Regions from separate parts of the Homo sapiens genome. Here region 1 is linked to region 2. The links are chromatin loops, found by intact Hi-C in ENCODE. Cell type or tissue: PC-9. All regions are shown on one strand.

Region 1 (2,500 bases), 370 kb before region 2:
TAATTCACCAGATTTCAAACATAAGAACAGAGGATACTTTTTAATAATAAAGTCAAAAAACAGCAGACCAAGGATGCAGTGAGGAGAGAGATGCAGATAGATAGTCAGCCACAAGGAGGCAGAGGAAGGATGAAAGGAAATAGAAAATACAGCTTTAAAGGGGGTTGTTAAATTCTGAAGTTGGTGTTACCCCAAGTAAATACGTGGGTCAGCTCTCTGAGCACTGGACTTCAGAGTGAGATGTGCCTTCAAAATGTAAAATGAATGATTCATTGCTCTTTACTCTCAAAACTGTTTAGAAGCTCTATTCAAAATACACCACCTACAGCAGAGTGCTCGCAAAAAAATTATTCTCTTGGCTACAGCGTGAGTGCTGCCACCTCAAGTGGCAGAAAGAAATCCACCCACAGGCCTGAGAAGGCTCGCTCTTCTTCCCCGCATGTAATCGCCAGCACCCGTCCACGTGCGGTGCAGCGCCACGGTGCCTGACTTCAGATGCCACCGCCTGGAGTCACGCAAGATCTGGCTGCAGTTTTTACCCCTGTTCCCTACACGAGTAAAGGATTTGCTAGGTAAATTAATCATGTAAGCAAGATGGTGAGAGAGTATTTAAACTGTTTAAGAGGATGAAAGTTTTAAGTACTTTGTAACCACCTATTTGTTTTCCAAAGAATGTATCTGCTAATAAATACTTCAAGTCGGCTTGCTTTCCTTCCACACTCTGCCCATCGCCTCTCCTCAGCACCCCGTGATTTATCTCATTTTGGTTTCTATATGTGCTTATAAGCTTTGACACTGCGTTTCCTTACTAATATGTACGCTGTTCACTAACTCAGATTTCAGTGCCTTCGGTTGGTTTTAATATATTTTCATCTAGATTTTGTTTGCTTTAAACAGTACTTAAGCCTTGTGTTTTCCTCAAATACTACATGGTTATATGAAATCTATACAACCAGCTCTGTAATTAACGGGAAATCCATTTCTATCCTGTCTGTGGAGTGTTACAGGGTACCTGTAGGGGTAAGAGTATACATAGGAAGGTTGTGTGTGTGTTTTACCACTTATGGCTCTTTATAGTTCTCCTTACTGACATTATCTTTAGGATCCTCAACGTTTCCCTCACTTTCACCATTTTTACTTATTCTCAACTTCTTTGTAGAAAAACAATTCACCATAAATTTATCCACAGAACTTGGAATGTAGGCATCTTTATTCAACTGTAACTCCTGATATTAATATGTCCTATGTTCCCTAAATGCAATGACAAAACAGGGTTGCCCTAAAGTTCTTTACCTGTAAAAATTGTATGACCCTCTTTGTTGATTTGAAATTTTTACTGTAATTTTGAAACCTCTTCCCCTGGTGATACTGCTCCTATCCACATAATTTGGTTTTATAATTTATTTCTAAGATACAGGAAGACTCCTACAACTGACAAAATCGCAGTGGGATTATATGATAATTAGAAAGGCCTGGCCTCTATCTCCCTGACGGCTTGGCTTCCTTCACAGTTACCTCTTTCACCACTAGATGGCACCTCCACATGAATTTAAGAACCACCCTATTTTAAAGTTAAACTACTTGGGAACAACTTTTGTCTTCCTTTTGGGTAAATGGAATGTTGTATTTTGTACCATTCACTGTGGTTTCATTAAATGGCTTATGTCTCAAACTCTCAACTCCTGAAGATCAGGAATCATCTCTTTTACTTTGATGTAATGGTCTCTGGCACACAGTTACATAGCAGATGCACAGTAAATGACAGTTCGTAACTGGTTGCTCAGTATTTCGGGAAACAGAGTATATTGCCTATGTTTGAGTCGTAAATGAAGAAGAGATCATTAATTCCATTAATAATCAGGATATTTTTCTTTTACCCTGCTACTCAACTTGCTCCCCTTGTCTAGAGCAGTTGACCATAGGTACATAAATGTGACCGACATGAATTGTTATGAAATTTACTTTTAAAAGTATTTACTATTTTAAAAACAATTAATGCAGGACTTAATATGGTACTCTGATCCCTCATTAACAGGAGGACAAATGCATTTTGAACCATCTGTATTCCTTTATTCTATTTCAGATGTTTCAGAATAGGTTGTTTCAGATTCAACTGATTTGACCTGAGAGTTCAATGTAAAATTAGAGTTGTCTTTTCTCTCCCTTCTTTCCTGTCGGTTTTCATCTTTTTCTCCATGACCCTTTTTCTTTTTTTGCTTGATTGTGTCTGTGGTCTCAGTATATATAAGACAAGTACCAAACTGCTTCAAAATTGATTTTGTGGATTCTAACTGCCATACATTTTCTTCAGATTCTAACTTTTCTTGTAGGAAAACAATCCCCTTTGTGGGAATCACAGCACCTTGTGTGTCTCAGATGTCATTAAACCTAGTGAATTTCCTGATTAAAATGGAGAACCCCTCACCCCATTAGGTATCTTGGACAGGCATTGGTTTTTGCAGGATTTGTCTCTAAAGGGGAATTGAGGCGGAGAGTGTAT
Region 2 (2,500 bases):
GTATCATTCCAACTATAGGACATTCTGGAAAAGGTAAAACTATGAAAATGGTAAAAAGTTTAGTGGTTACCAGGGGTTAGGAGAGAGGGAGGGATGAAGAAGCAGAACACAGAGGATTTTTAGTGCAGTAAAACTATTCTGTAAGATACTATAATGGTAGATTCATGTCATTATACATTTGTCCAAAATCATGGAAATGTACACCACCAAGAGTGAGCCCTAATGTAAACTATGGACTTTGATGATGATGTGTCAATGAAGGTTCACTGACCGTTAACAAATATACCACTCCGTTGCAGAATGCTGATGGTGAGGGAGGCCGTGCATGTGTGGAGGCAGAAGGTTTGTGGAAAATCTTTATACCTTTGACCTATTTTGTTGTGAACCTAAAACTACTCTAAAAAGTAAAGTCTACTAAAAATGTTTAAAAACCAAAACTGTTCCTGGAGTGAAGCCAGGCAGGATAAGCAGCCAGATCTCCGTAATGCTCTACATAACCTGGTCACCTGTCTGGAGAGAGCCCCCCCAGACCAGCCTGGACAGTTCAACTGAGCTACTGAACCCAAGATGCCCATTGGGCTAAAGGTGGGGGTGGGGTGAGGTGGTGGCAGGGTGGCTTTCTCAGGACAAAAACAAACAAGAAAACTCCAGCGCAGCCAGGCCATGGCACCGACTTGACTAATGGAGTTATCACTAATAACTCTGATCCGCGGGCTGATCAGAGACCAGGCAACAGCACTGTGCCCAGAATTCTGTCCCCACTACCCTGCCTCATTGCATCAGCTGCCCTTTGATGCTCATTCACCACACCTGCTCCACCCACCAAACCCATGAAAGCTGTCTTCTGCCTCTCTGTGAAGTGACGGAAAAGAGAATAAAAGAGCCAAGTTGAGAATTTCTTGAGAAGGGCAACTAACTTGTCTACATAACTTGACCACTAGCTCCCTCTGGTGTTGAAATGCCAGACCTGTCTGTCCTGACAAAACAACTTGGGCTGGCAGGTCGGCAAAGGGGGTATCTTTTTTTGGTTTTGGTTTTGAGGACTTTGCCTTTTATTTTTAAAAAGTCTGCTATTTCCCCTGAGTTATGTACTCATCTTAATATGTAAAAAAAATCTCAATCACACATCAGTTAGCATGCACGATGTGAGATAGTGACTTTGAAAGTGCTTTGAAAAGTCTGGAAATGCCAGGGCAAAGTGGTGAGGAAGGGGAGCTCCAGTTACTCTGGGCAGCCATAACGGGAGCAAGATGGGCTCCTGGAGGCTGCAGGTGTCACTGGGAGGCCACAGACCAGCAAAGGACAGTGGGCGTCCCTGTTGGAACCAAAAGAAACCTGAGATGCATTTGCATTAATGTGGCCAAATGAACCACCCACCCCCACCCCTCACAACACTACTGGGGAGCACCAAGGCCAAAGGCCGTGAGCCCCTGCTGCCAATCCACTCCCAGCCCTAGGCTGCCCTTTAAGGCTTCTCTTTCCAGAATGCCTCTCAGTGCTCACTTTCACTGGTTTCATTTGGATAAAGTTGTACCGGGAAGAAATAGATCTGCTTTGCCAGGGGCTCTTACAAAAAGAGAAGCGCTCTTCTACTACTACCCAGCTATTCACCACACATTTGTTGAGGACCTACTATGTGCTGGGTGGTGCAGCAGCAGCAGTGTTGTCTGGGGACACACTGGGGTTCAGGCACTCTGACTTTCACCTTCTATCACACATCCTACCGTCATTTGGAGAGACTTGGTTTCCATGTTTCCACCCTTTTTATAGCTGAGATTGAAGCAAAAGGCAGGCCAGGCTCCTGGGAATTCCTCCAAAGCAAGCAGACAACCTTCTGGGAATGGTGACAGAGCCACTCCTAAGGAGGGGCCCAGGCCCATGTATGCTGCAGGAATTTCTTTATGTTGGGGTAATTTGGCCCTTGAGGGTGAGCCAGGGCAATGGTTTGATTTCATAACAGGTTCCAGTCATGCCAAGCTCAGAGACAGAGAGCAAATATTTGCAAATGGGAAATTGTGTGCTTGTGCAATGGAAGTTGGCAGGGGTGTGAGAGTGAACGACCGCAAAGTCGTTCACGCAGAATGAGGAGAAAGGAGGTAAGAGGGATGCCCCCCTGGGGTCATGCTGGGCCAAATGTCATCACCAGAAAGAGATTTTGGAGTCCTGATCACACCAGAACCGTGACTCAGAGCTTTCCGGGGACCACGATCGGCCGCTTGTCTGCTACCCAGCATTCCTCAGATCAAAGCTCAGACTGAATTTTCAGCCAATCTGCCACGTGTACAGGGGACATTCTCATGGTCCCCAGGCATTGTGGATGTTACTGCAAAGGATTCTGAGTCAACCAAAGCACTCCTGTGGCATTCTTTCTCCCTACACCCCTTTCCAGGCCCTCTCTTGCCTGTAAATTGCTCACACTTATTTCTGACTCAATGCCTGAATTATCGCCTATGATTTCACTTATTATGTTCAATGACCAAGCACAGTGCAAGTTTCTAGA

The links. Hi-C counts contacts between places; a loop is a spot of excess contacts. Peaks named below come from ENCODE experiments on the same cell type or tissue, not always from the same donor. Only the 100,000 strongest peaks of a DNase experiment are listed, where the experiment ranks them.
Region 1: it touches region 2 in a loop (8-fold over the local background); 53 of 110 quality-filtered maps call a loop at or near these places.

Annotation. Positions count from the first base shown.
Region 1 is chr2:46,364,100-46,366,599 of GRCh38, reverse strand. The region is part of intron 6 of EPAS1 (endothelial PAS domain protein 1); the gene reads right to left. Among named protein-coding and RNA genes, the nearest start is that of LINC01820, 29 kb to the left of the region's middle. In PC-9, CTCF peaks have their summits at 101 (motif pointing right), 1,323 and 1,523 (motif pointing right); a DNase peak (open chromatin) is centred at 1,549; H3K27ac peaks cover 317 bases.
Region 2 is chr2:45,992,039-45,994,538 of GRCh38, reverse strand. All of the region lies in intron 6 of PRKCE (protein kinase C epsilon), which reads right to left. Among named protein-coding and RNA genes, the nearest start is that of EPAS1, 300 kb to the left of the region's middle. In PC-9, CTCF peaks have their summits at 811 and 1,010; DNase peaks (open chromatin) are centred at 938 and 2,138; H3K4me3 peaks cover 47 bases; H3K27ac peaks cover 1,506 bases.